2 separate regions of the Homo sapiens genome follow, and region 2 is linked to region 1. The links are chromatin loops, found by intact Hi-C in ENCODE. Cell type or tissue: endothelial cell of umbilical vein. All regions are shown on one strand. Each heading gives the region's core, and the rest is flanking DNA. Links, peaks and the distances in the headings are about the cores only.

What was found. A loop is a pair of places that touch in the nucleus more often than their neighbours do. Peaks named below come from ENCODE experiments on the same cell type or tissue, not always from the same donor. Only the 100,000 strongest peaks of a DNase experiment are listed, where the experiment ranks them.
Region 2: a loop joins it to region 1, with 15 times the contacts of the local background. A loop is called at or near these places in 4 of 110 quality-filtered maps.

Annotation. Positions count from the first base shown.
Region 1 is chr3:20,661,086-20,677,549 of GRCh38, reverse strand. No RefSeq gene overlaps it. Among named protein-coding and RNA genes, the nearest start is that of SGO1, 480 kb to the right of the region's middle. RefSeq lists an enhancer at 8,339-8,508. In endothelial cell of umbilical vein, for the core only: no CTCF peak of the experiment used is centred there; a DNase peak (open chromatin) is centred at 8,959.
Region 2 is chr3:20,507,137-20,523,600 of GRCh38, reverse strand. It overlaps the pseudogene RNU6-815P. Among named protein-coding and RNA genes, the nearest start is that of SGO1, 330 kb to the right of the region's middle. In endothelial cell of umbilical vein, for the core only: a CTCF peak has its summit at 11,619 (motif pointing left); a DNase peak (open chromatin) is centred at 11,620.

The DNA.
Region 1 (16,464 bases), core at 4,949-12,948:
CATTATGTTGAAAATTGTAAATATGTCCATTAATTGAAGTTATTAGATTTTCTGATTTCACTCATTAACTCAGAATTAAAAAACTGGAAGGAACATATAGATTATCAAGAACTAAGTATCTCAGTTAAACAAGAAAGTTAAATGACTTACTAAATCTCACATAGATGTATAATGGCAGATCAATAATTAGAAAACAAAATTTTTGATGAGCAGTCAATGTGTAATTGTTTGTAAAATGAGGATTAAGCCTTTCCCCTATACTTTTTAAAGAGAAATGTACCTAAGTAGCTAGCATAGTAAGAAGATAATATCCCCTTTTATTGTTACTGGAATGAAGACTTCCTTTAGGCAAGAAGAAATTACTTATGAGTAACATCAAAGGCATTTTTAAAAACCTACCTGTGGAAAAAAAAATGTCCTTTTCAAATTCATGTCAGATTCATGATTTTCTATATATATGCAGCATATCTATGAAAATATAGTTTATTACTATGCCAATTAGAGATTTTTCAGAATGTAGAGTTATTTAGGAAATAAATAAATTTAGCTTATAATATAGCTAAATTAATTGTTTGTTTGGATTTTAAGGAAATACTACTGGCCAGGTGCAGTGGCTCACGCCTGTAATCCCAGCACTTTGGGAGGCCAAGGAGGGCAGATCACGACGTCAAGAGATCAAGACCATCCTGGCCAACATGGTGAAACCCTGTCTCTACTAAAAATACAAAAATTAGCTGGGCATGGTGCCATGCACCTGTAGTCCCAGCTACTTGGGAGGCTGAGGCAAGAGAATCACTGGAACCTGGGAGGCAGAGGTTGCAGTGGGCTGAGATTGCACCACTGCATTCCGGCCTGGTGACAGAGCAAGACTCTATCTCCAAAAAAAAAAAGAAATACTGCTGATAATAGAGGTGGTGATACTGGTTGTCTCACGGCCTGAAAAGTTAGTTCAGGTCTCAGACCTCCCATTTTCTTTAATGACTCATTATGAACCTAGTAACACAGAAGCTTTGAACACTAAGAATGTTGTGGCAGAGGTTGGGTAGATGCTTATCAAATGTTTTTCTTCTCCCTGAGCACAGGGTTAAGCTATATTTCCTAGTCCTCTACCTCTAGGTAAGGCCAGTGTGACAATTTTGTGCCAATAAAATGTATTAGAAGTAATACATCACTTTGGGACCAGTGTAGTAGTAGCAGGCCAACTCTAAAGTTGTCTCCTGGAATGCCTTTCTCCCAATTTTGATTCCCTTATATTAATCTCTTCTCTTTAAATATGAGATTGTCTAGTGACTTTCTTCTACCCAATTAAATACATCAAAGTCACTTCCATGATTACATTATATAAGAGCATCATGTCCCTCTTGCTAGCAGATGCTCTCTCTCACCAAGTTTGTTGAAGTGAGCTGCCATGTTGGAAGAGCCTCATATGCAAGTAACTAATACCCTCAGTCCAACAGCCTTAAAGGAACTTAATTCTACCAACAGCCATGTAAGTGCAAGTGTGCTTGAATAAAGATGCTTTCTCATTTGGGCCTTCAGATGAGACTTCAGCTCTGGATGACAACCTAATTGCAGCCTTAAGACAGACTATGAAACAAAGGACCCATTCAAGTCATGCCCAGATTCTTGACCTATAGAAACGTGAGATTATAAACGTGTGTTGTTTCATCCTGATAAACTCTGGCATAACTCATTATGCAGGAAAAATTAATAAGGCAGCTAAAGGTGAATGGGCTTTATCATGTTCCCTCTTCCTTGACCCATCTGCTGACTAGACAACAAAATGACACCAGAGCAACCTTGATACTACAGGTTAGAGATGGTGGAGCCCCAGCATGAAAGAATGCTGGATCCCTGAAGGACTGGATAGAGCAAACCTTCCCTCCTACACCTTGACAATAAGAGAAATAAGTAAGCTGTTATTTGGTTAAGCCACTAATATTAGGGAATGTTTGTTGCAGCAGCTGGCTTCACTTGTCCTAAGAAACTTAAATCTAATGGAAGCTTAGGGCTTCTAGCCATGTGCTTATCAAGTATTTACTAAATGTAATTAAGATAGTAATATCTCTTATTAATACTTCATTTTCCTCTTTACAATCAAAAAGTTGTTCCCTGAAGGCCTCACATATTTCCATATCTTTGTTCTTTTGTTCCTCCTATTCCCTCTCCATCAAATACCCTCCTTACTACATTCTCTGCTTAGAGAGCTCTTACAAATTCTTGAGTGACTCTTTTTTTTTTTTTTTTTTTTTTTGAGACGGAGTTTCACTCTGTTGTCCAGGCTGGAGTGCAGTGGCATGATTTCGGCTCACTGCAAGCTCTGCCTCCCAGGTTCACGCCATTCTCCTACCTCAGCCTCCCGAGTAGCTGGGACTACAGGCGCCCACCACCATGCCCAGCTAACTTTTTTGTATTTTTTTTTTTTTAGTAGAGACGGGGTTTCACCGTGTTAGCCAGGATGGTCTTGATCTCGTGACCTCGTGATCCACCTGCCTTGGCCTCCCAAAGTGCTGGGATTACAGGCATGAGCCACCACGCCCAGCCTTGAGTGTCTCTTTAATGTCTACTCTGAAGCATCTACAACAGCTATGGGCAGAATCACATTTTACTCGCGCTAAAGCTATATGACTATTAAAAATAGCTTTAACATTTTCCTTATTAGTGTAACTTTTTGAAAGGAAAATTAGTAATATCTATCAACATTAAAATGTTGATAGATATCACTTAGTCTAACATTTCCACTGCTAAAAATTTATTTTAAGGATACAGAGTGTAAAGATACACATATTTAAGTATTTATTGCAGCAATGTTTATAATTGAAAAATAGTGAAACAACCTAAATACTCATTAATAGGAAACTGGTTATGGTGATTATGGTGGATCTATATGATTTATATATGCAGATAGGAAAAAATTTCCAAGATTAGTAAAATAAATACATTTAAAAACTAACAAAAATACATGTATGACTTTTCCTCTTTGTATAAAAGTGATATGCATACATATATATACACATATTCACCTGTATATACATGGAAATTATGAATGGATATACAATTAGTTGTACTTTGGAAAGGCAATGGAAGCAAAGTTAAGGATAATTTTTTATTGTTCTTATAACTTATAAAGTTTTAAAAATGTTTTAGGCAATAAAAATAAATGGCCATTATTTGGGACATTGTTGAATTAATTGTAACTTCTATATTGTATAATATTAAGAAATAATTAAAAAGAGTAAGTTAGGCCTTTGTAGTGGAATGGATAATGGCCACTTGATATCAGGTCCTAATACCTAAAACCTATATATAAAACTTTTTATGGGAAAACTTTGCATACGTGATTAAGATAAGGATCTCAAGATGAGGAGATCATACTGGATTATCCTGGTAGGCCCTACATGCAATCACATGTTTTCTTACAAGAGAGAGGCAGAGGGAGATTTGATAAAAACAGAAGAGGCAATGTGACTATGAAGGCAGAGATTGGAGTAATGCAGCCACAAGCCAAGGAATGCAAGTATACACAAGAAGCTGGAAGGAGCAAGCAACAGATTCTTTCTCCCCTAGAGCCTCCAGAGGGAGCACAGCTCTAACTACACCTTGATTTCAGCTCAGTGATGTTGATTTCAGATTTCTGGCCTCTACAACTGTGCAAGAATACATTTTTGTTGCTTTAAGCTTAATTTGTTGTAGCAGCATTGGGAAACTAACAGAGCCTTTATCATTTGATTTAGAGATTTTTTTGGCATATTGTAAGTGTGATAAGCAAGGCACAAATAAGGGAGGGAGGAAAAAAGAAGAAGAAGAAACCAAAGAGAAAACTGTAGAATAGTTCCTATGACACTAAACATTAAAACAATGTTTATGACTTAACCTCATTCCTTCAAAATTATGTATATATGTATTCACAAAGAGATTTGCAAATGGATTGTTATCAAAACAATAATGCTACTTATTTCATGGTGAAGGCAGGTGATTTTTAACTTCTTATATAATTTATTACAATAAGCATTAATTGTATAACCATAAAACAGTAAAAAAAGAGAAAAATGGAAAAAGTCTTTGTGAGGGTTGTCTTTGCCAAGGTAGCTTCAACAAGCATTCCTATTCACATGCTAATCCTTACAATGTGACATCAACACTCCCCCATTGAGAGGCGGAGTCCGTATTCTCTCTTCTTGAATCTGGAGGGTGTGTAAAAGAAGTCCAGCTACACTGAACCCACCATCCTGGAGATATTACATGGAGAAACCACATAAAGATAGAGATGCCCAAGGAACATCTAATATTCTAGTCCTAGTGATGAGTAGATAAAACAGCTTTCTGAGGGAAAAAAGAAGCCTTCATTTGTAGCATTTGCTTATGTGCATGGTCAATTTCAAGCTTCAACAATTGAAAGCTCATCTCACAAAATTCCTGAATGTTTAATAATTAGACCTTGTGAGTTGGTTCAAATTGGACCTACTGTCACCAAATTGAACTGGGATCTACTCACCCTGTGCAGTAAGGCCAAACATCCACATGGAGGTTTTGCAGTAGAAGAATGGAGGACTTTATTTACAGGACACCAAGCAAGGGGCATCAGGCAGCTCTCACTTAAGACTTCATCTCCCTGATGGCTTGCAAGCAAGAGTTTTTAAAGGCAGAGGTAAATTTCAGGAAAGCAGAAGTCTCAGGCAAAATTGTAAATCAACACATGGAGGTTACACATTGGTTTGGACTTTAAAAAGGCAAGATATCTTGAAGCGAGAGCTTACAGGTCACAGGGAGATTCAAGATTTTCTGATTTGCCATTGGTTAAGGAAGGGAAGCTTTCTAAAGGTTTGAGGTCAGCAGAAAAGAACATTGGGTCTGGCCCAGGGACGTGACTTCCTCCATGCCCTTCAGGAAAAAAATTAGAACAAAGAGCAACAGTTAGAGTTCAGTACTCAAGTCCCCCTTATGTGAAGTCTACATGCCAGTGGATTCATTTGGTGGGGGTCTGGGTTTCTGAAAAGCAACTCAGGGACATATGTTAACATATTATCTTTAGTTTCTATCAGGAACCAAACATCTCATGACTCTAACATCCTTGACTATTGTTTTAAGCTACTATTACGTTCTTGCTTATCAAGTTACTCATTTACCTCTGAGGGCTAGCTAAGGGCCTGAAATTTCCCTTGAAGGAATTCAAGATTTTCTTTTATTTCTATGCTTTGGGTGGGGTGTGTGTTGGGGGGGAGGGTGCCAGCAGGGGTCTCTGCTAAGGAGTCCCTGCTCCATCTCATTACCACTCCACCATCTAGCCTCCAGCTGTTTGTCTTTCCAATCCCAACACGAGACACCAGAGGGAATAAGTGAAATGACCTCAGTCCTGACCATAGTCTGATTGTAACCTCATTACAAACTTTACACTAGAACTGCACAGCTGAGCCACTCCTGAATTACTGACCCACAGAAATTGTGAGAGATTTGATAGCAGTCGTAATAACTGAAATTGTCTTCCGTGTTAAAGTCTTTGTAGTAATACCCGCTGGCAAGAAAATCGAGGGCCCTGTTAATCATTTATGTGGGAGCCACATTGGACCAAGAATTACTTCTTCAGGGGAATCTTTATCCTAACTGAGAGAACTCTCTCACCCACATCCTTAGGGTCTAGGGTGGGCGTTTTATTTAGGTATGTATCCTTGTCAAGCTCTCTACTTTCATGAGGATGTCGCCAGTTTGTCTCATGGTGAAAACTCTTCTCCCAATTGCCTATTGAAAATACTTACACTATACCCCAAACATATTTGTATGTATATCCTGACATTCTTGCCCTACAGAAGCCAGAGACACTGTCTCTGGGAACTGCCCTTAGTAATTCCAGGTTTTTTCTACATGAAAGTATATGTGTGCATTCTCAATTCTTATGGTGTAACTATATTTCCCACTGTTGCCATAAAGACCTACAACAACTTATTAATCACACTGTTGTCCCCTCCAAGTTTCCAGGAAATGTTTAGCTTAACGTTATCTGAAAATATGCAGATTTTTCTGTGCTCTTATCCATTAGAGTGTGATAGTTAACAACATGTAACCTGGAACCAAAATATTTGGATTTGATTCCTGGCTCTTCCATTTACTTACTGTAACTTTGTATGCAATTTATTAATCTCTTTGTATCTTGTTTTCCCCACACACAAAGGAGAAATTAAAAATTGAACCTGCATAAAGGATTGTTTATTAGGATTAAATAAAATTGCATATGCTGTGCCCTTTCACCACTGTCTGCCAAGATGGGACTCAGTAAATATTTGTCATTAGTTTTCATAGCATTTATGAAACTGTGGAATTAAAATGTTCTAAGCATTTTGGGTGATAGTAGGGGACAATAATTTCTATTTCTTCAATCTAAGAAGTACGCGTGTGTGCCTTCAGCTTTCACAAAACTGAGAACAGCCTATCAAGGTTACATGTCCAGAAATACCTGCCCACCTCACCCACCCACAAGGCCCACCCCAGGGTTACAAAGCTTTCCTACCATCTGCCACTTCCACAGATTATGACATTGTAAGGTGACAGCCAGAAGGCAAATCTGAAGACTGGGATACACAATCCATGAAATCATTTACACTAATTAACCCTTTAGCTCCAATTAGCTGGGCAGATTGGCAATCTGCTCACAGTCATGTCTACCCATTTAAGAAGTAGTGATTATGGGTCCAATATATGCTTGGCTCTGGATTACAGATGTCAATTAGAGATGGGTAGGCATAGTTTCTACCATTGGGAAGTGCACAGATCAAGTTACGACACGAGGAAATCAAGTGGAGTTCAGAATACAGATTATCATAAAGACGGGAACAGGTATTGAATAAGAGGGTATTGAAGAATTCACACTCATCATGAGTAGATTGGAGAGAGGTGGTCAAGGCTGGGAGGATATTCAGCATCAACATCTCTTTCAAGATTTTATCCAGAATTGTTTCTATGTGTGTCTGCAGGCTGCCAAATTTAAATTACTTTTCTGTCAAGTATTGGATTCCTAATATATGAAGATAACCCACACAATGTAAAATAGTCATTAAGTTATGCTGCATTTATCCTGGGAGGGACCAGGAATTGAGAAGGGGGAAAACTCAAAGTGTGAACTAACATCAGTAAGAGAGATCTTTTAAAAGATAACTTGCTGTCAATATATGTGGAGAGATTTCCTGATTTGCATTTGGGCACATAAACTAACGAAAACACCTCTAAAAATTTATCCCAGTAACAACCCCTATGTGCTGCTGTACACTATGCTTTACACACTTCCGTCAATTAATGCTGAAACCATTCTAGGAGATATTCCATATTCCCAGTTTCACTGAGAAGGGAACTGAGTCTCAGGAAAGTTAAACTAATTGCTCAAGGTCACATAGCTCATATGCTGCTGAGTAGAAATATTGAACCCAGATTTTTCTCCCAAGGCCAAAGATTCTTTTATGAGAGAGGCTCCCTGCTAGCATTCATCCAACTAGGAAATGAAAGATGCATGAATTGTTATTTCACACACATCCCACCACTGTCTATGCTTCTACTTCCTCCATTCAACAGGCAAAGCCAATTTGGTGCACATCTGATGCCTTGCTTGAATTTCTTTTGGAAGGCATAAACGATGACGTTAGTACCAACTGTTTTGAGCAGCTGCAGAAAATCATTAACCCAAATTGCTCATTACACCTTTATAGACACCAAGCAAATCTGCCTGCTAAACACAGATATAAATATAATGGGTAATAATGGTGATGAGACATGATAAAAATAAGCAAGGCTGAAAGGGGTGGAAAAGAGCTTCAGAAGGAAGTTCTCCCTATTATAGTTTGCCTTGTCCACAAAGGGCACAAAAGACTCAATTTTTTAAACATATTTTGAACAAATTTATCCCACCACACCTAAATCAGAAGCTTGGCTTCTTTTCACTGACTGCATTATTGTAAACAACAAAGAGGGAAAAAATCTCACTTGGGGCAAAAGAACAGATTAAAGAAAAGCTGTTTTAGAAGCCTTCGTAAAATTAATAGTAGCTGCCATTTCATGGCTGGAAAGTTATCTCTGACACACAGGACAGACGTCAGTGTGGGTGAGGGGACAAGCCAGCATTGCCTTTCCACAGAAAGACCTTGAATGAAGGATTTGCTGCCAACTAGAACGCAATAGGGTCCAGGCTAGCCTTCCTTCTCTAGAGCTGCTCTGAGTGGCAGTTTGAATAGCCCTGCCAAATCCCTCTGCTTTGCTCTTTCTAAAAAAAGAACAAGTGGAAAGATGTGGCGAGTCAGAGCAACAATCCACGCCTCAGCAGATTGCAGTGCCACTGCAGATGTTAATATTTTTAATGTCAATGTGGAGGCTCCTGTTTGAAATTCAGTGGGGAACTAAAATTAATGTAAGCCTGCTTAGGAATGTCAAATGAATGTTCATCATATTCAAGAGAGTGTTTGTGCAACTTGAAAATGATGGCAATAAAAAGTGGAGGGCTCAGGCTGATAATCACTTTTTTTTTTTTAGGAATAAGAGCAAGTATTTGAAGGTATTTGTGAAAAAAATACACATTGTGGAAGAAATTGTGGAAAGAATAGGTGCATGTCTTGCTGGGAAAAAAAAATAAAGAATGCATGCAAAGGCTTTACATGATAGTGGGCAATTTGATTTTTTAAAAGAGAATATTTTGGAAGATTAGGGGGAAAATGACCCCAATTCTCCACCTCTCCCTGTCTATACATTCCTTGAAATGTGATTTTGCATCTCTTCCTATCAAGATGTGGATTCTCTTTCTGCCCCCCTTAAATTTGGCTAGCCTTGTGACATGCGTTGGCTAATAGAAGCAGCAGAAATCACCAGATGCCATCTCCAGGCCCAGGCTTCAAGAGACCTTGCACAGATTCACAATCTCTCTGGGAATCTTGCCACAAGCATCAGAAAAACTTGGGTTTACCACTAGATGGACCCAACAGAGCCAAGTACCCCAGCTGAGGCCCTCCTAGACTGGCCAGCCCCCAGCTGATCACTGCAGTCACGGGACTGAGGCCTGTTGATATCGGCCAAGCCCAGCCTAGATAACAGAACTGCCCAGTTGTACCATAGATTTTGAGAAATAATAAATAAATCTTGTTTTAAGGCACTAGGTCTTGAAGTGTTCTGTTTCATAGCAATAACTAACTTGAAACAGTATGTATCTATAAGATACTAAACTTAGTGTTAGATAAAGTTTTGAGGAAAACTGAACCCCTGGGTACAGGAATAAAAACAACCCTTTTTACATAATGATTCTGCAGTTATTTCTTAGAGTCTATAAATGGTTACAGTTGGAGATGGACCATGTAAGAGATTATACCATATATCTGACATTAATTCATGTCCTTTTGCAGAAATCTGTTTCTTCCTTCCCTAGTTAAAATTTCCAACCTAATTTAAACGGTAGGTTTTCTACTAGAAATCCAGCTGAGGTCTGAACAGGACCTAATCTGAAATGAGGTCTCATTTGGCATTTTAAAAGCTATAATTTGACATAATTAGCCATTCTTGTCGGTGCTGTGTGTCACCTTAACCACGATCTTGTGTAACTGGTAGAAGTGAGTTTATAAAGTTCTTCAGCATTTTAAATAGCTTTTCTCCTAATCAAGAAATACAGGGGGAAAATAAGATAAGGAGTGAATATTAACAGTGGAAACCACGGTTTGCTATTTTACCTGTGAAAACTGATTTCCTTCTGGCCTTTTTAAACTTCTTTAAAATAGCTAACTCAGTTTCCTCTATTTACCTTGCTTAAAGAGAATCTTAAAGCATATCTGCTAAGAGCAAAATGAGTAGAAATCTGAGTTATTCTTTCCCTAGGAACACTCCAACCTCTGACACAGATATTCTTTCTCCCTTCTTAAGTTCCAAAACATCCACTATTCAGTGGCATAACAAAGTGTTAAGTCTGGTTTAGTCACTTAGTTAATAAAATGATGTGAGTCATGCTTCAAAATTTGAGTTTAAATCATATATATTAAATAATAATTCAGTTAATCTCATCTACCTCACTGCTTCCAAATATTGTTTTCACCCTAAGACACTGAGAAATCTCTTTAAAACTAATTTTTGGGAAAGACATTGCTCTTTAAGCTCACAGCAATAAGGATAGGTTTTGGGCTTACATATTTTACAGCTAAATGATACTTGCCATTTGCATATCATTTAAACATTTTTTTAAATCTAATTTTCTTTTTTTGTAACTCTTGGTGAGCTAGCAGCACCCTTCCAGGCACAATGCAAGCAATTCAGGCTCACCTTTGATACCTACCTTCTAGTTCTCCAAAATCAATTTGTGATAAATTTTATGACAAATACATTTTTAAAATGCTTATTTAACGGAGGTTTGGGAGCTTTAACTAAATAATGAAAAAGAAAAATAATTGCTGAGTCTAAAAGATATTGATGGATTTATTATGTTGCAAAATTCTGCTTATTCTTTCAATATATGGTATTAGCTGAATATTTATAGCTATGTCAACACATAGTTTCAATGATATATAAATATATGTGAAATGCATATTTTGTACATATAAATTTTGAAGGTTATTATTAAAGTAAAACAGAACTTAAAGTTAGAAAAAAAATCAAAAATTGTTGAAGAAATTAGAACAATACTCTATGAAAGCACGATTTGATTGCTTTTCATGTGCATGTCTCTTCACATAGAAGGACCAAACAGACTAATCACAAGTATTGCTTTTATTTTTGACACTGTCAGAACCTCACTAAGAAGCCATAGACATTTATTTACCCTCTTTGTGCCCCATGTGTTAAATAGGTGTGCTAATCATTTCCACTTACTGCACTAGGAGTTGGAAACTCAATTTAAAAAACAAATCTTACTCAAAATATCTTACTACTTGGAAGATATTTTGAGATACTTGACTCAAAGGCTGAATGTGCAGTTATGGTTTCCAAATGCAGACTCAAATCAGCTGTGCCAATTTTGAGGGACTGAAATCTGTTTATATTCTCAGTGTCTTTTTATTCAAATTTTTAAGTTTTTTTTATTAACTTTAATTATAAAATTAATCTGTGTTTAATTGGTGCCTCTCACCTTCTACTCACCCTGCAATCCCCTTCAGTCTGGGTCTTCCTCTCCTCTGGGACTGTGATTAAAGTCCCAATGACGGTCTTAAAATATGTCCAAAAATATTTTGGCACTCATCGAGTAGTGAGGTGTTATCTATACCTCCTCCTTTTGAATCTAATCAGGCTCATGACTCATTTCTCAATTCCTCTCAAATACTTAGACACAGAGAGAAGCATGTGGAAATCAGCCTACCTCTGAGGAAGTAGAAGTGAAATGTCCATATATTCCAAGACATCAAAGTTTCAGGCAATGACTACCCTCAGGGAAAGAAAAGAGATGAATGGGGAAATGAAAGAAAGCAAATACTTACAAGCAAAACCAAAAAGTTACTAAAACAAGTGATCCCCAGTAATAAACCAAAAGGATCTCCATAGTTGCCACAAATTTCTGAATCCTTTAAAAAGATGGGTGTCTCTATTAATAAGGAGACTGCTTTGTCCTGTGGTACTTGTCCTGAGAATTTAGACAACCCAGACAAGGGAAGAGGTTTCGGTGCAGAGGTGAAAGGAGATAGATATTTCTCCACAACATATGAAGGAGCATTAGGTTATCTCTTGGCATCTCTGTAGAGTAGATTTCTGTGTTCCTACATAGTTATTTTCCTAGTATGGAGAAAAGCAAATGCCAGCCACATGAAAAAGAAAGGAGAGTGAAGGAGAGAAAAAGAGAATTAATGATAGGGTATCAGGATGCAAAAACCCTGCAAGTCTGGTGAGCCAGGCTTGCGCCTTGCTCTGGAGCAGGAAGCTCTGAGGAGCCAAAACTCTTTGTCAATAGAATCAGAGATCAGTAGAAAAACGCATTGCTGATTTTTTAAAATTTCTTTAGCTTAACAGATATAGCTTATGGAGACTCTTTTCATGTGAAAGACCCTTCAATATTATTTTTGGGATGTTAGTAACAGCCACAAGTACAGCTTCTCTGGGAATTACTTTTCCCTGTAGACTCTCAAAATAAAGGACACAGAGAAAGAAGGAACAGAAGAAGAATGGAAAGACGTGGAAGAAAATAGTGAGAGATGGAGAAAGGGAGAGGGAGAGGAAGAAAGGAAAGAAGAAAGGCTACAGAGACCCAAATGAGGAATGCAATGCCATTCACAATTGCCACCAAAAGAATACAATACCTAGAAATACAGCTAAACAGGAATGTGAAAGATCTCTAAGATGAGAATTACAAAACACTGTTCAAATAAATCAGAGATGACACAAACAAATGGAAAAACATCATATACAAAAATTAATTCAAGATGAATTAAAGACTTAAATGTAAAATTTAAAACTATAAAAACCCTGGAAGACAACCTAGGCAATACCATCCTGGACATAGGAAAGGGCAAAGATTTCATGACAAAATCTCCAAAAGCAATTGCAACAACAACAAAAAAATGGACAAGTAGACCTAATTGAACTAAAGAAGTTCTGCACAGCAAAAGAAACTATCAAAAGAGTAAGCAGACAACCTACAGAGAAAATAATTGCAAACTATGCATCTGAAACTGGTCTAATACCCAGCATCTATAAGGAACTTAAACAAACACACAAGAAAAAAAACAACTCCTTTAAAAAGTGGGCAAGGACATGAACAGACACTTCTCAAAGGAAGACATACATGCTGTTAACAAGCATATGAAAAAAAGCTCAATATCACTGATCATTAGAGGAATGCAAATGAAAACTACAATGAAATATCGTCTCACACCAGAATGGATATTATTAAAAAGTTTAAAAAAAAACAGTTGCTGGTGAGGTTGTGGAGAAAGGAGAAGCCTTACACATTGTTGGTTAGAGTGTAAATTAGTTCAACCATTGTGGAAAGCAGTGTGGCAATTCCTCAAAGAGATAAAAACAGAACTACCATTCAATCCAACAATTCCATTACTAGGTATATACCCAGAGGAATATAAATTATTCCACCATAAAGACACATGCACGTGAATGTTCATTGTAGCACTATTCACAATAGCAATGACATGGAATCAAACCTAAATGCTCAATGACAGATTAGATAAAGAAAATGTGGTACATGTACACCATGGAATACTATGCAGAGATATAAAAGAATGAGATCATGTCTTTTGTGGGAATATGAATGGAGCCGGAGACCATTATCCTTAGCAAACTAATGCAGGAACAGAAAACCAAATATTGAATGTTCTCACTTACAAGTGAGAGCTACAAGATGAGAACTCATGGACACAAAGAGGGAAACAACAGACACTGGGGCCTGCTAGAGGGTGGAGGGTGGAAGAAAAGAGAGGGACAGAAAAAATAACTGGGTACTAGGCTTAATACCTGGGTGATGAAATAATCTGTACACAACCCCCCATGACATAAGTTTACCTATATAACAAACCTTCTCATTTACCCCTGAACCTAAAATAAAAGTTAAAATAATAAATTAAAAATAAAGAATAGAAGAGTGGCTACAGAAGGAAAGGGGAGAAAGAGGCAACACACAGGAAGGACGTTTGTTGGTTTATAAGTCCCAAGAAATACGGCAGCTCTGCCTTTCCAGATTTCACGGCTGTGTAGCTATTAAGGTGCATTCGGCTCAAGACACATAATTCCAGTTTCTTCATCTAACTTGGCTCTTTCAGAAGCACCTTGGATTGTCAGTGATCCTTAACCCTATCAGGAATGAAATGCTAAATTATGAAAGTCATGTTTAATATTAAGTACATAAATACTTTTGCCACTATTTCTATTTGTTTTCCCTGCTCTATGCATACGGATTAATACAGAATTATATTAATAATAAAAGGAAGGCTATAGTTAACTAATAATAAATATATTATATAAATTATGTATTATTTAGTTATAATAAACATTCAAATAAGGGGAGGTGACCAGGCAGGTTATGCTGTCTCTACAGTACCTGGTACCACACCTGGGTAGGGTGAGCAATTGGTCCTAGTTTGCCTGTTTTCCTGGTTTGGAAACTGAAATTCCCACATCCTAGGAAGACTCTTCAGTCCTGGGCATACCTGAAAGGAAACAAACCTCCTTCCTCTTTTAGTGGGCCAGGAGAGGTAAGGTGATATAAGCCCTGAACATCCTCCTTCAAGTACAACAATGACCGTCTGTTCTCCAATGACAGCAGAAGCCCAGAGAAACAAGGATTTCCACCTGAGCCGAAGTTCAAAGACCTCTTCTCTCCCAGGAACAAATCTGAATCCGAAAGCATCACACTCTGAGGAAACGCCAATTTCAGAGAAAATGGAGTATGGCAGCGTTTTTGCCTCTCAGAAAAGCTAGACTGATAAAGAGGATGAGAAAGAGGGTGGGGTGCTCCCAAATGGAAACCACTGGTTGCATCTCACCTCCAAAAAAGATCTCTCTCATGTGCACTAGAGCAAGTGTTCCTAAGTGCCTGTCCTGAAAACAGAGTAAGTAGAGAAAACAGGTAGAACTTTAGAATCAATACAATTCATATTTTCAGAAATATTCTAAAAGAAATTGCTTTCATCACAATCATCAACTGAAAAGCATGTGCCTTAAACATCTTGAAAACAAGGACAAATTTGGAGGGCCTACACTACCTAATTGTGAGGCTTACTATAAAACTACAGTAATTAAGAGTACAGGATTGGCATAAGAATAAACAAACAGATAAATGGAACAGAATAAAACCAGATATACACATACATATGCACCATTATAATGCAATGGGAAAAGAAACATCTTTTCAACAATGACTCTGAAACAATTGAATATCTGTGGAGAAAAATAAAACACCTCAATTCCCATCTCACACTATATGCAAAAAATAACATCTGGATTATAAGCCCTAATATCAAGACTAATCAGTTTCTTTGAAGTTAATACAGAAACATTTTTACAACTTTATAGTAGGAAAGACTTCTTAGAATACAAAAAGTGGCAACTATAAAGAAAAAATTCATGATCTCATAAAAACAAAAAATTTCTCATTACTCATAACATTAAGAAAATGAAAAAGAATTGTAAGTCATCAATCAGGAAAAAATATTGGCAAAATTATTTGAAAAAGGATCTGTATGGAGGATATATAAACGATGTCTATAAGTAATTAAAAGATAAATGTGCCAATAAAAATGGGCAAAATATTTGAGATACATTACAAATATATATATATGTATAAAAATAGTCAGTAAGCACATAAAATGATGCTCAACATTACTCATCAAGGGAAGGTAAATCAAAACCACAGTGAGATAACCACTATATACACAAAATTTAAAAGATTATAAATTCAAATGTTGGTGAAGATGTGAGTAAGTAGAATTCTTATTGCGGATGGATGTTAAAAATAGTACAACTGCTTTAGAAAAGTTTAGTATTCTTTTTTTTGTTTTTTGTTTTTTTGTTTGTTTGTTTTTTTGGGACAGAGTCTCGCTCTGTAACCCAGGCTAGAGTGCAGTGGCGCGATCTCAGCTCACTGCAAGCTCTGCCTCCCGGGTTCACGCCGTTCTCCTGCCTCAGCCTCCTGAATAGCTGGGACTACAGGCGCCCACCACAACGCCCGCCCGGCTAATTTTTTGTATTTTTAGTGGAGATGGGGTTTCATCGTTTAAGCCAGGATGGTCTCGATCTTCTGACCTCGTGAGCTGCCTGCCTCGGCCTCCCAAAGTGCTGGGATTACAGGCGTGCACCACTGCGCCCGGCCCAAGTGTAATAGTTTTTTACACAAATTTATACCTAATTTATGACCCTGAAAGTTTATTCTGAACTGCCTACCCAAGAAAACTGAACTGCATGTCCTCAAAAAGATTTGTACAAAACAATTTTTTTTGCAATTTTCATAATAGACATATTGCAGCAATCATCAAATATCATAAACTGGAAACAATCCAAATGTTAATCAGGAGAAAATGGGTAAGTACGTTGTATTATATTCATACAGTACGAATTTCTGATTACCAATCAGTAATAAAAGGGAACTATTGGTGCACAGCACAAAACAGATGAAACTCAAAAATATTATGTTGAGAGAAATAAAACATACACAAATGAGGATACATTATATGATTTTATTCATATGAAACTCAGAAGCAGGCAAAACTAACTATGGATCAAAACAGTGGCTGCCTCTGGGCAAAAGGGAGATCACCTGGAAAGGGACACAGGAGACTTTTGGGAATGCTAAATATCTCTGATGTTTTGACTAGAATGTTAGTTATGCAGGTGTTAAATATTTGTCACACTCATCAAACTGCACAATTATGCTTTGTCCATTTTATTGTATGTTATTAATCTAAAAATTTTTGTATTTTTATGTCAGTAGTTTTTGGTGTACAGGTTACCCCAAAACTTATTTTGATGAGTTCTTTTGAGATGAATTCAGATATTTTAGTGCACCCATCACCCAAGCAGTGT
Region 2 (16,464 bases), core at 5,496-13,495, 150 kb after region 1:
TACCCACCCTGGTTGCTGAAGACAAAGGACATAATCTCTTGGAAGTTCTATGGCCCTGCCCACTGCCTAAGAAACCTGAATATATAACCAGGCAAGCCTAGGGCAAGTTTGCTTCATCCCTATAATACCATAGCTGATGCACTCCTGAAAGTCCCACCTCCTGGCTGTAGGCCAACCAAAACAAAACCAGTGCACTAAACAAAAATACAACCAAGGTCCCTCACAGAGTCCACTTCACTCCCCTTCTGCCCCCACTGGAGCAGGTGCTGGTATCTATGGCTGAAAGACCTGAAGATGGATCACATCACAGGACTCTTTGCAGACACTCCCCAGTACCAGCCCAGGGCCCAGTAGCTCTGCTGGGTGGTTAGACTCAGAAGAGCAAAAACAACTGCTGCAGTTCAGCTCCCAGAAAGCCCCATCCCTAGGGGAAGGGGGAGAACACCATATCAAGGGAATACTATGTGGGACAAAAGAATCTGAACAGCAGCCCTTGAGTCCCAGATCTTCCCTCTGATATAGTCTACCCAAATAAGAAGGAACTAGGAAAGCAATTCTGGTAATATGAAAAAACAAGATTATTAAACACTATTAAAGATCACACCAGCTCACCAGCAATGGATCCAAACCAAGATGAAATCTCTGAACTGCCAGAAAAAGAATTCAGAAAGTCAAGTATTAAGCTAATCAAGGAGGCACCAGAGAAAGGTGAACTCCAACTTAAAGAAATCAAAAACATGACACAGGATATGAAAGAAAAATTCTTCAGTGAAATAGAGAGCATAAATAAAAAACTATCACAACTTCTTGAAATCAAGGACATACTTAGAAAAATGCAAAATGCACTGGAAAGTCTCAGGACTATAACTGGACAAGCAGAAGAAAAAACTTCAGAGCTTGAAGATGAGGCTTTTGAATTAATCAAATTCATCAAAGACAAAGAAAAAAGAAATTACAAAATGAACAAAGCTTCTAAGAAGTTTGGGACTAGGTTAAGTGTCCAAACCTAAGAATAATTGGTGTTCCTGAGGAAGAAGAGAAATCCAAAAGTCTAGAAACCATATTTGAGGGAATAATCAAGGAAAACTTCTCTGGCCCTGCTAGAGATGTAGATATCCAAATACAAGAAGCTCAAAGAACACCTGGGAAATTCACTACAGAAAGAATATCACCTAGGCATATAGTCATCAAGTTATCTAAAGTAACGACAAAGGAAAGATTCTTAAGAGCTATGAGCAAAAGCACCAGGTAACCTATAAAGGAAAACCTATCAGAGTAACAGCAGATTTCTCAGCAGAAACCCTACAAGCTAGAATGGTTTGGGGTCCTATTTTTAGCCCCTTTAAACAAAACAATGATCAGCAAAAATTTTGTATCTAGCAAAACTAAGCTTCATAAGTGAAGATAAGATACAGTCTTTTTGAGACAAACAAATGCTGAGAGAATTCACCACTATCAAGTTGGCATTACAAGAATGGCTAAAAGATTCTAAATTTTGAAACAAATCCTCAAAATACACCAAAATAGAACTTCCTCAAAGGATAAATCTCACAGGACCTATATAACAATAACACAATTAAAAAATAGTATTCAAGCAACAAATAGCATGATGAATAGACTAGTACCTCATATCTCAATACTAATGTTGAATGTAAATAGCCTACATGCTCCACTTAAATGATACAGAATGGCAGGATAGATAAGAATTCATCAACCAAGTTTCTACTGTATTCAGGACACCCACCTAATACATAAGGACTCACATAAACTTAAGGCGAAGGGGTAGAAAAAGATATTCCACGCAAATGGACACCAAAAGTGAGCAGGAGTAACTATTCTTATATCAGACAAAACAAACTTTAAAGCAACAACACTTTAAAAGAGAAAAAGAAGGACATTATATAATAATAAAAGGACTAGTCCAACAGTAAAATATCGCAATTCTAAATATATATGCATCAACAGTGGAGCTCCCAAGTTTATAAAGCAATTACTACTGGATCTAAGAAATGAGATAGATGGCAACAGAATAATAGTGGGAGAATTTAATACTCCACTGACAGCACTAGACAGGTCATCAAGGTAGAAAGTCAACAAAGAAACAATGGACTTTTTTAAACTATACCCTACAACAAATTGACCTAACAGATATTTACAGAACATTCTACTCAACGACTGAAGATTATACAGTCTATTCATCAGCACATGGGGCATTCTCCAAGATAGACCATATGATGGGGCACAAAACAAGTCTCAGTAAATTTAAGAAAAATCAAAATTATATCAAGTACTCTTTCAGACCACAGTAGAATAAAATTGGAAATTAACTCCAAAAGGAATCCTCAAAACCAAGCAAATACATGGAAATTAAATAACCTGCTCCTGAATATTCATTGAGAAAACAATGAAATCAAGATGGAAATTTAAAAATTCTTTGAATTGAATGATAATGATGACACAACCTATCAAAACCTCTGGGATACAGCAAAAGCAATGCTAAGAGGAAAGTTCATAGTATTAAATGTCTACATCAAAAAGTCTGAAAGAGCACAAAATACTAGCTAACCGAATCCAACAGCATACCAAAAAGATAATCCACCATGATCAAGTGGCTTTCATACCAGGGATGCAGGTATGATTTAACATCCACAAGTTAATAAATGTGATACACCACATAAACGGAATTAAAAACAAAAATCACAAGATCATCTCAATAGATGCAGAAAAAGCATTTAACAAATTCCAGCATCCCTGTATGGTAAAAACCCTTAGCAAAACTGGCATAGAATGGACATATCTTAAGGTAATAAAAACCATCTATGACAAACCCACAGCCAACATTATACTGAACGGGGAGAAGTTGAAAGCATTACCCCTGAGAAATGAATCAAGACAAGGACGCCCATTTTTACCACGTCTTTTCAACATAGTACTGGAAGTCCTAGTCAGAACAATCAGGCAAGAGAAAGAAATAAAGGGCAATCAAATTGGCAAAAAAGAAGTTAAACTGTCGCTGCTTGTTTATGATATGATTTTATACCTAGAAAACCATAAAGACTCATGTAATAAGCTCCTAAAGCTGGTAGATGAATTCAGCAAAGTTTCAGGATACAAAATTAATGTAGATAAATCAGTAGCTCTACTATACACCAACAGCAAACAAGCTGAGAATCAAATCAAGAACTCAACCCCTTTTACAATAGCAAAAAATAAAATAAAATACTTAGGAATATACCTAGTGAAGGAGGTCAAAAATCTCTACAAGGAAAACTGCAAATCATTGCTGAATGAAATCACAGATGACACAAACAAATGGAAACAGAATCCATGCTCAGGGATGGGTAGAATGAATATTGTGAAAATGACCATACTGCCAAGTGCAATCTACAAATTCAATGCAATTCCCATCAAAATACCACCATCATTCTTCACAGAGCTAGAAAAAAATCCTAAAATTCATATGGAACCAAAAAAGAGCCCACATAGTCAAAGCAAGACTAAGCAAAAAGAAAAAAAAAAGGAGACCTCCCATTGCTCAACTTCAAACTATAGTACCAGGCTATAGTTACCAAAACAGCATGGTACTGGTATAAAAATAGGCACATTGACCAATGGAACAGAATAGAGGAGAAAACAAGAAATAAAGCCAAATACTTACAGCCAACTGATCTTTGGCAAAACAAACAGAAACATAAAGTGGGAAAATGATACCCTATTCAACAAATGGTGCTGAGATAATTGGCAAGCCACACAAAGAAGGAATCTTGATCTTCATCTCTCACCTTATGCAACAAAAATCAACGAAAGATGGATCAAAAACTTAAATCTGAGACCTGAAACCATAAAAATTCTAGAAGATAACATTGGAAAAACCCTTTTAGACACTGGCTTAGGCAAAGACTTCATGATCAAGAAACCAAAAGCAAATGTAACAAACAAAGATAAATAGATGGGACTTAATTAAACCAAAAAGCTTCTGCACAGCAAAAGAAATAATGGCATTTGCAGCAAACTGGATAAAATTGGAGACTATTATTCTAAATGAAGTAACTCAGAAATGGAAAACCAAACATTGTATAGTCTCACTCATGTGGGAGCTAAGCTATAAGGATGCAAAGGTATAAGAATGATACACTGGACTTTGGGAACTCAGGGAAAGGGTGGGAGTAGGGTGAGGAATAAAAGACTACACATTGGGTACAGTGTACACTGCTTGCATTATGGGTGCACCAAAATCACAGAAGTCACCACTAAAGAACTTATTCATGTAACCAAATACCACCTGTTCCCCAAAATCCTACTGAAATTTAAAAAAATTTAAAAGTCATGCCACATAATCTCATAAAATGGTGTGAACAACCCTATGCCATTTTTCTTTTTTCCCCTCTTTTCTTTACTGTTTTAAACAAAATAATTTCACCCGTCAAAAATATCAGCAAAAGATATCAGACTCTCAATATGAAGTTCTCAAAGCACATTAATCCAAACTTAAAATTCAGAGTCAACATCAATGAATGTAATATCTATTAAAGAAGGTGCTCCTTTTTTCCAGTAATTCAGGTTTTCAACCAAAAAACTAATAAATTCCACATACACTATACTAGAAAAATTACATAGTATTAGAATGTCTATGTTTTTCATTATACATATGATAAAATGAAATTCCAAAGAGGAAAGTTATTTCCTCAAGGTCATAACATAGTTGTAAGATTTGTGACTGCCCCAACCTGAGTATTAATCAGCAAAAGCAAAAGTAGATGTTCTTCAGCTTTATGAGCTAATATCAGATCATTAACTTGTCTGTCACCACCCAAACATGTCATTCAACAACTGTATTAGTTACTTATTGCAGAAATGACATACCATCATTCTCCTATACACTATTGGTCACATAGTCTGATGCTGATACAATGGGAAGGGGTCACAACAGGGTGTGACTTTTAGACAGAGACCATTAGATACAATGGGAAGGGGTTCAAAAGGGTGTGAATACCAGGCAGAAGCCATTAGAGGCCATCTTGGAAACTGCCTACCAAAATAAACATCTCAAAACCCAGGGGATTTTCTCATATGTGGAAAGACTTTTAGCAAATCTTACTTTCTTGATCCACAGATCACTCAGAACCCTTCTTGAAAAACACTTGCAACACTCTCCTAGATTCAATCTGATTGTCTCATAATTGATAGAATAAGAACAGCATCCATTGTGGATGCCTCACTCATATATTTATTTACTAAATGGCATAATACTGTATACCAGGAAGTCTCCTGGGGACTGAGAATACAATAGTGAAGAACGTGTCATTTCTGCTGTAAAACCATTTGAGACAAGAGATATAGAAAAGAAAACTGGATAGGGAGGAGAGAGAGGGAATACAATAAGAAGAAAAGAATAAAGAAGGTCAAAGAAACAATGGGGAAGAGAAAGAAAGAGGTAAGGCCGGGAAGGAAAATGGAGTGGAGATAGAAACCAATATTGATGGGAAATAAATTCAATCATGAAAATATTTGCTACATTAAAATTAAAATACTGAAGTTTGAAAAGAAAGTAGGAAGATTTTTGCTTAACATATGCCTCCATATGCTCAATATACAGTTCATTAACTAAATTTAGAAACTGTGTCTAAACGTTTGCCTTTCTAATATGCAAAAAACTCACACCTCAATTCAGAGGTTCTCAAGTCTTTCAGTAAAGACACTGACAAAAGCACCAGACACTCTTTTCCAAAAGACAATTTAAAAATGTGTGCATACACATATACACAGACACAAATTTCACAGTCCATGGGCCTAAAGTTAGGAACTCCCAATCTTAAAAATATAAAGTAACATTTTAAACTGTTGTCCGTGTTAGCTGTCTTTGTGAATATTCAGGATATACTCTAATGCAAGACTTGCTAGATCTTTATGAAATGAAATGTTTCACCAAGATAAGGCAGAATATTAGGGGATTTTGCTCTTTAGAGTATTTTTCCAGACTGAGGAGTCTCAGTCTGAATGGAAGAACTTAGCGTCGTAAAGACAGGAGTAAAGAGCCTCATGTCAGGGCCGGGCACGGTGGCTCAGGCCTGTAATCCCAGCGCTTTGGGAGGCCGAGGCCAGCAGATCACCTGAGGTCGGGAGTTCAAGACCAGCCTGACCAACATGGAGAGACCCTGTCTCTACTAAAAATACAAAATTAGCTGGGCACGGTGGTGCATGCCTGTAATCCCAGCTACTCAGGAGGCTGCCGCAGGAGAATTCCTTGAACCCGGAGGCAGAGGTTGCAGTGAGCCAAGATTGCACTGAGCCAAGATTGCACTGAGCCGAGATTGTGCCGAGCCGAGATTGTGCCATTGCACTCCAGCCTGGGCGACAAGAGTGAAACTCTATCAAAAAAAAGAAAGAAAGAAAGAAAAAGCCTCATGTCCAAAAACAAGCTCAGGTCTAAGTTAACCAATCTAGATGTAAGAGCCATGTAGTCCCATTTCTTCATTTTACAGATGGGAAAAGTGAAGACCCAGTGACTGATGAGGATATGGTGACCTAAAATCCAACACTGAGCAAGCACTCAGGACCTAAATAACCTTGGTCCATATTGCAGGAGACTTATCCACAAGTGTTAAGATCAGACTTGGTAAACTAATGTTAAACCCTCCACTCCAGAAGGGGAGTGCTAAGTGAACTCAGATTAGCTACAGATGTCTCAGTCAAGCAGGCTGAGGAGTGGACCTTGGATCAAGCAAAGGAGAGGGTATAAAATCAGGCAGACAGTTATTGGGGCATCACTTAGTAGACACTTCTGTGAATCTTCATTTAATAGTCTGAATTTCCTCCGTTTCAAAAGGCACTACAACAAATTTACTATGCAGTGCAGTGATTTTATACTTTGAGACAAATGGAAGCTTGAGTTTGAAAGCCAAATTCTCCCTTGGAAATATAATTGAAATTCTCCAATATGCCTATAATCCTGGTATGCTGCCATTTAAGTCTGGTACTTATGCCTAGAAAACTTGGCAAATGTTATCAAAAGCAGGTGAGCAAATTGCTCCTATTACTATCTCTAACACTAATTAGTTAGAACTAACTTGAGGAGGCATCATGTCAGAGCTTTGCCAGACAGCAATGCCTAGTTACATAAAATCATCCCTGAAAACATGCACTGCTGTTGGAACAGTTGCAGACTGATGTTGAAGAAAGCTGTGGTGTAATATCAGGTTACTTTCCATAAGCTTTGCATGAAATCTTCTAAGTATAAACCAGCTGTAGAATGCTTAGTGCTCCACCAGGATTTTGGGGGGCTAGGGAGGGAGCACTTACCTTATCCCCATTCCTCCTCAACTCTTCATGGTTAAAAAAAAAAAAGAAGAAGAAAGAAAGAAAAAGAAAGAGAGAGGGAGATTCTAAGAGTTTAAAACCCATTCACCAGCTTTTATGCCCTATCACAAGTTTAAAAAAAAAAAAGGTATAGGTATAGCTTCTCAACATAATGCCAAATTGGCTGGTGTTCTCCCTTTCCATTGAATTCTTCCTACTAGTTTGATCTCTGCCTGCATTTTGTTTTCTGAAATTCCCAGTGACCTTTTGCAAAGGCAAATAGGTCATAGTGCATGTCAGGCAGGATTGCACTGTGCTGACCTGGTGAGAGCCAATGAACCTAGCACTACATTTTTCTACTTTGCTTTGTTCTTCAAGCTGAAACAAATGCCATAAAATACTTGATTTAAGAAGTTAGTATATATATGGTAAACCATCAGGTTCAAAATATGCAAAATAAAAAATTTCTATAGTTTATGTTAGTTCAAGTAAGTTTCCAAAATGTCACTACAGTAGAAAACTGATGAAATGGATAAGAAAGCAATAAATTTGATTCACAGAAATCTAAAGTGGATGTAGCTTGCTTATTTTTGTTGCCATATGGTTTTGTATTTATGAATCTACTACAATTGATTTATCCAGTTCCTTCCCATTTGGAGCAACTGTGAAAAATATTATTACAAATATTCTTGCACAAGAATCTTGATTTACATATACCCCAGTGTTTCTATATTATATACAGAAGAGAGGAATTTCTGGTATATTACCCAGCATTATGCCAGGGGGATTTTCCAAAACGGTTGTACTGAATTTTGCACGTATCAGTAGTATATAAAAATTCTTACTGCTCTTAATACCTAATGTAGATGACAGGTTAATGGGTGCAGCAAACCACCATGGCATGTGTATACCTATGTAACAAGCCTGTGCATTCTGCACATGTATCCCAGAACTTAAAGCATAATAATAACAATAATAAAATGAGCTTATTTTGAAGTCCTTACATCTTCCTTAGAGAAAGGGGTAAGTACATGGCCACAGGCTTCACAAGTCCTGCTACTGCTGTGCTTGTGTCTGCACACAGATGCTCCCACACAGAGGACAGACAGTAAACATGACAGTCTTCCTATGAAATTACACAATTTACCCACACACACACAAAAAAAATTCTTACTGCTTTTCATCCTCACACATAGTGTTGCTCCATTTTTTTTAATCTGGTGGATGTATTACATAGTAGTTTTCATTTGCATGTTCCTGATTACAAATGAGGTGGTATATTTTTAAATATAACTTTTAACCAATGAATTTCCTTCTTTTTGAAATGTCCATTTAAGTATTTTTCCAATTTTCCTATTGAGCTATGTATCTTTTTCCTATTGATTTATATCTACTCAAAACCACATGAATGAATTTCATAGCTATAATACTGAGCAAAACCATCAAAATACAAAATAAACGTATGTTTTCATTTGTATATAGTTCAAAAACAGGCAAAAAATGGACTATTTTGTTTACTAAGGCACAAAAAGTTGTGACAGTATTTTTTAAAGCAAGGAAATAATTCCTACAAAATTCAGCGGAGGTTCCTTCTGACTCTAAATAGGTGGTACTTAAGAGGAAATAGACTTGGTTTCCTGAGTTGTCATGGTTCTAATATTTGGTCATGAAATCTGCCAGTGCCCCGGCTCTTGAACACTGAAAATAAATCAAATAAAAAATTTTACTTAGGCTGGACGTGGTGGCCCACACCTGTAATCCCAGCACTTTGGGAGGCTCAGGCAGGCAGATCACAAGGTCAAGAGATCGAGACCATCCTGGCCAACATGGCAAAACCTCACCTCTACTAAAAATAAAAAAATTAGCTGGGCATGGTGGCGTGCACCTGTAGTCCCAGCTACTTGGGAGGCTGAGGCAAAAGAATCGCTTGAACCAAGGAGGTGGAGGTTACAGTGAGCCGAGATCGTGCCACTGCACTCCAGACCAGTGACAGGGCGAGACTCCGTCTCAAAAAAAAAAAAAAAAAAAAAAATTAGCTGGCTTGGTGGCACACGCCAGTAATCCTAGCTACTTGGGAGGCTGAGGCAGGAGAATCGCTTGAATCCAGGAGGCAGAGGTTGCAGTGAGCCGGGACTGCGCCACTGCACTCCAGCCTGGGTGACAGAATGACACCCTGTCTGCAAAAAATAAAAAAAGAAGGATTTTCATATGATTATATGTATAGATAAGTATCAAAAAGAATGGGAAACGGCAAATAAGAAGGAGTTACCCTTTATTTTTACAATGACACATTATTTTTCTAGTTTAAAATACACACTCAATTATATAATTTACACACTTACTTGAGAAGGCTTATACATATCACTGAATGTATACTTATCTCTCCCCACGGCCCAGTAGGATGGGAGGAAAATGTGAAGCAGATTTGGAGTAGGCTGATTTGAGCTTTATGTATATAATTTAGTGCAACTTTAAATTGGAATATAGGGTAATATCTAGAGCAATCACTAAGAAAAATATTTTTAAAACATATACAAAGAAATATATGCACACTACAGATAAGGAAAAATGTAACACTAAAAATTATTTCAGTAACCCACAGAAAGGTAAGAAAAGAGAAAGAGAGAAACAAAAACAAGACAAACAAAACAATAAAGTGGCAGCCTTAAATCCAGACATCAAAAATTACATTAAATATGAAGGGCTTAAAGACACCAATTAAAATATAAATGCTTTATATTAAAAAAATTATCAGAATATAGTTCAAAATGACTCAGCTATCTGCTGTCTACAAGAAATTCATTTCAAATATACTGATATAAGTAGGTAAAAAGTAAATAGAAGAAAAATATATATACCATGAAAACAATCACAAAAAAGCTATATAGCTATATGAATAGCAGATAAAGTAGACTTCAGAGAAAAGAAAAAAAATTACTAAGTACAGAAAGGAACATGACATTATGATAAAAGACTTAATATACCCAAAAAAGACATGAAATCTTTAATGTATCAAACTTAAAAACTTCAACAATCAAGATAAAAAGGATGATAAGAAGACAACTTATAACTTTTGAGCAACTAATACATACTGCTAATAAGTGTTAGACCCTGATTCAAACACTTTACATCTATTATCTCATTTAATCTTCACCAAAAGAAAAGCAAATACATTATTATCTCCATTCTGCATATAACATAATTAAGGGCTCTAAAGAGTTTAAGCATCTTGCCCAAGGTTACACAGTTAGCAATCCTTAGGCCAAATTATTTTTACTCTTCGTTCTGCCTCCATCAAGGTTTGTCTCCAAACACTTCAAAAATAAACAGTGTGATCATCATATCTAACACTGCTGTCCAACATTTACTCTTCTTGGTCATAAAGACAGAGTATTTTTAGTGGTGAACAAACACTGGATTCTAAATAAGTCATAGGAATAAAGTGGCTCTAGAAAACATCAGTAAATACAAAAGAGCCTGGAGCAGGAAGCAGTTAATTATGGGAAAGCTGGAAGTAACATCATGGCCACAGTGACCTCAACAGTGTGAAGGCTGCCATATAAGTTTGGGAAAGCAGGGCCCTGTACAACTCCTGGGATTCCGTTAACATAGAGACTAAATTAGACTATCATATAAAAGGCACCACCTGGAATCACAATACACAGCATGCCCTGCCATTTATAGTATTTCTGACAGTAATTATACTGTCTGAAAGTAATAAAGTCTGCTAAGAAGCTCTTGGCATTCAGAGCACCCACCCACCTGGATCAGCAGTCTGAACTCCACTTCGCAGAGACTATAGTGAAGTGAGGACCTCCTTGCTCCATGCCCAGGCATATCTCCAGCATTGGAGCACCTGCTCACGTGGATTAGCAGCCTGAATCTCCCCACCCTTCCTGTGCAGAGATTGTGGTGCAGCAGGACCCTCTATGCTCCACGCCCAGGAAGATCTCCAGACATCTGGAACACCCATTCTTCTGCAACAGGAGTTTAGGCTGCCCCACCCTCATGCAGAGACTTGAAGCCAGAGATTTCCCCAGCTCCATGCCTATGCCCACTTCTGAAAACTTGGTGGCCACTCACTGGATCTCCTTCTTGGTGCTGGTGCTTGTGCCTGCCATCAGGGAACCTGTAGGCAGGCTTACCTAATCTGGCCCTGCCTATCTTCATCCTTTCCTACAGGGTTTATCAGGGAGCTCAGGCCACTGTTCACTTCACGGATCAGCCCATTGCCTGAGGCTGGCTCTCAACAGAGTCTCCCAGTAAAAAAAGATCCAGTATATACTCATCCACATTGGCCATAGCCAGTTCTTATCTGTAAGCGCCATCTACTGACCTATAGGTCAAACTGCACAGTCCAATATAAAACCTGCTGACAGAAGTGCATAGGACTGTAGAAGCAAAGCCAGAAGACTCTACCCAACACTCTCTACAGTCACACCCCATAGGCAAAGAGGAAAAGTGAAAGACAAAAAAAGGAAAGAAAGACACATGAAAATAATTACATAAATTGGAAGTGCCAGTGTCTCGAGATGACAAGGAAAAAGGGCAAGAGTTCTGTCATCATGAAAAACCTGAATATTGTGACACCACCAAAGAATCACATCAGCTCTGCAGCAGTGGTCCCTAAAGAAAATGAAAACTCAAAAATGACAGAAAATGTGAAGCATGGATTGCAAGAAAGCTTAATGAGATCCAAGACAGTTAAAAATCAACACAGAGAAACTTCTCAACAATTCAGGAAAAGAAGGAAGAGAGACGCATCTTAAAAAGAAATGCATCAGAGCTTCTGGAACTGAAAAAACTCAGAGCTTGAACTGGTTCTTCAAACTAGCACATTCAGTCAAAATTTTTTTGAAAATTTTAAAACAATGAAACTTAAGACTTACTGGCATACCTGTGAGAGAAGGAGAAAAAGTAAACAAACTGGAAAACATATTTAAGGCAATAATTCAAGAAAATTTATTTTATCTTGCTATAGAGATAGACATCCAAACACAAGAAATTAAGAGAATACCTGTGATATACAATGCAAAACAAACATCACAAAGGCATATAGATACCAGACTGTCCAAGGTCAAAGCTAAAGAAAAAATCTTAAAGGCAGCTAGAGAAAATGGTCAGATCGCATACAAAGCAAACCCCATCAGACTAACAATGATCTTTTCAGCAGAAACCTGACAGCCAGAAGAGACTAGAGGCCTATTTTCAGCATCCCTAAGGAAAAGAAATTCTAACCAAGAATTTCATTTCTCCCGAAAATAAGCTTCAAAAGAGAAGGAGAAATAAAATATTTTTCAGACAAGCGAATGCTAAGGGGATTCATTACCACTACGCCAGCCTCATAAGAGATTCTTAAGGCAGTTCTAAACACGGAAATGAAAGAAAGATACTTGCTACCACAAAAATAAATTTACGTACATAGTCCTATTATGGAAACAGAAAATAAAAAAAGATCAGGGGTCACCATTCTTATATCAGCCAAAACAGACTTTAAACCAAGAGTAAAAAAAGATAAAGAAATGTAATATATAATGATAAAGGATTCGATACAACAAGAAGACTTAACAATTCTAAATATATATGCACCAAACGTTGGATGACCCAGATTCATAAAACAAGTACTTTTAGACCTTCAAAAGTATTTACACAGCCACATAATAATAGTGTGGAATTTCAACATTCCACTGACAGAATTGGACAGATCATTGCGGCAGAAAACTGACAAGGAAACTCTGGACCTAAATTAAACACTTGCGCAATTGGACCTAATAGACATCTAAAAAGTAGCAAACACACCTACATCAAGAAGTTAGAAAGACCTCAATTTAACAATCTAATACTAGATCTAGAGCAATTTGAAAAACAAGAACAAAGTAACCCCAAAGCTAGCAGAAGAAAACAAATAACTATAATTGGAGCAAGACTGAACAAAATTGAAAGGCAAAAATTCATACAAAGGATCAAATAAAGCAAAAGTGGGTTCTCTGAAAGAATAAATAAACAAGATCAATTAACCATTAGCTAGATTAACACAGAAAAAATGAGAGAAAACCCAAACATGCAGAATCAGAAATAACGACTGATCTCACAGAAATATAAAGGATCCTCAGAAACTATTATGAACACCTCTGTCCACACAAATTAGAAAATCTAGAGGAAATGGACAAATTCCTGGAAACACACAACCTGCAAAGACTGAATTGAAAAGAACTTGAAACCCCGAACATATCAACATTGACTTCAGAAATTAAATCAGTAATAAAAAACCTACCAAAAATAATAAAGCCCTTGACGAGATGGATTCACAGCCAAAATATAGAGACATACAAAGAAGCGCTGGTAAGAATATTGCTGAAACTGTTCTAAAGAATTGTGAAGGAGGGACTCCACCCTAACTAATTCTGTGAAGCCAGAATTACCCTGATAGCAAAATCTGGCAAAGACACAATACAAAAAGAAAACTATAGACCAATATTCATGATGAATATAGATACAAAAATCCTCCACAAAATACTAGCAAATAGAATCCAGCAGCACGTCAAAAAGTTAATTCACCGTAATGAAGTAGGCCTTATTTCTTGCATATGAAGTTGGTTCAACATAAGCAAATCAATAAATGTGATTCACCATATACACAAAACTAAAAACAAAAACCATACAATCATCCCAATAGATACATAAAATGTTTTCAATAAAAGCTAATATATTTTCATGATAATTCTCAACAAACTAAGCAATGAAGGAACATAACTCAAAATAATAACAGCCATCTATGACAAAACCTTAGTCAACATCATACTGAGTAGGAAAAGCTGGAAGATTTCCCCCTTGAGAACTGGCAGAAGAAAAGGATGTCCTCTCTCACCATTCCTATTCAACATAGCACTGTAAGTGATAGCAAGAGCAATCACGCACTAGAAAAAAAGCATCCAAATAAGAAAAGAAAAAGTCAAACTATCTCTCTTCATTGATGATATAATCCTATACCTAGAAAATCCTAAAGACTGCCAAAAGGCTTCTGGAACTGATAAACAACTTCAGTAAAGTTCCAGGATACAAAATCAACGTACAAAAATCAGCAGCATTTCTATACACCAATAACATTCAAGCTGACAGCCAAATTAAGAATGCAATTATATTTATACTAGCCACCAAAAAATAATAAAATATCTAGAAATACACCTAACCAAATAGGATCTCTACAATGGGAATTTAAAAACATTGCTGAAAGAAATCAGAGATGATATAAACAAATGGAAAAACCTTCCACACTTATGAATTGGAAGAATCAACATTGCTAAAATGGCCATACTGCCCAAAGCAATCTACAAACTTAACAATATCCCTATTAAACAACATCAATTTTCAAATAATTAGAAATAAATATTCTAAAATTCATACGGAACCAAAAAAAGAGGTCAAATAGCCAATGCAATCCTACACAAAAAGAACAAACCCAGATTCATCACATTACCTGAATTTAAACTATACTGTACTATAAGCCTACAGTAACCAAAGCAACATAATATTGGTACAAAAACTGACATATAGACCAAAGGAAGAGAATAGAGAAACCAGAAATAAAGCCACACACATACAGCCATGTGATATTCAGCAAAGCTGTCAAAAATAAACAATGAAAAAAGGATTCCCTGTCCAATAAATGGTACTGAGATAACTGCCTAGCCATATGCAAAAGAATGAAACTGGATCCCTACCTTTCACCATATACAAAAATTAATTAAGATTGATTAAAGATTTAAATGGAAGACCTCAAACTGTAAAAATCCTAGAAGAAAACTTACAAAATACCATTCTGGACATTCGACTTAGCAAAGAATTTATGATTAAGTCCTCAAAAGCAGTTGTAATGAAAACAAAAATTGACAAGTGGGATCTAATTAAACTAAAGAGCTTATGCACAGCAAAAGAAACTATCAACAGAGAAAACAGACAACCTACAGAATGGGATAAAATATTTGCAAACATTGCATCTGACAAAGGTCTAATTTCCAGAATCCATAAGGAACTTAAACAATACAACAAGCAAAAGATTAATAACCCTAATAAAAATGGGCAAAGGGCATGAACAGACATTTCTCAAAAGAAGATATGCAGATGACTGACACACATATGAATATCACTAATCATCAAAGAAATGGGAATCAAAACCACAATGAGTTACACTAGTCAGAATGGCTATTACTGAAAAGTCAAAAAATAACAGATGCTGGCAAGGTTGTGGAGAAAGGGAAATGCTTATATACTGTGGAAATATAAACTAGTGCATCCATTATGGAAAGCAGTTTGAAATTTTCTCAAAGAACTTAAAATAGAATTACCATTTGACCCAGCAATCCCATTACTGGGTATATACCAAAAGGAAAATAAATCATTCTACCAAAAAGACACTTATACTTGTATGTTCACTGCAGCACTACTCACAATAGCAAATATACGGATCCAACCTAGGTGTCCATGAACAGTGGATTAGAAAATGAAAATATGGTGCATGGAATACTACATAGCTGTGAAAAAGAATGTAGTACCCACCTTAGCAGCACATATACTATTAATAACATTGGAAAAATACAGAGAAGGTCAGCATGGCCCCTGTGTGAGGATGACATGCAAATTTGTAAAGCATTGCATATTTTTTATAACACAATTGGAAGTATGAACAGCAGAGTATACTAGTCTGAGGAAAAAAAGAATCTCAGAGCTTGATGACCAGTTCTTCGAAACAACTCAGACCAAAATGAAGAAAAAAGTATTTAAAAAAAGGAACAAAACCTATCCAGCCAAACCAAGTTTCATGAGAAAAGGAGAGATAAAATCCTTTTTAGACAAGAACATGGTAAGGCAATTTATTACCACCAAACTGGCCTGAGAAAAGGTGCTTAAGGGAGTGCTAAACATGATAACAGAAGACCATTACAGGCCACCACAAAAACACAATTAAGTACATAGACCATTAACACTATAAAGCAACTACACAGTCAAGTGTACATAACAGCCAGCTAACAGTATGGTAACAGGATCAAATCCACCAATATCAATATTAACCTTGAATATAAATGGACCATACACCCCACTTAAAAGGCAGAGTGTCAAGTGAATAATGAAGCAAGACCCAACTGTATGATGTCTTCAAGAGATCCATCT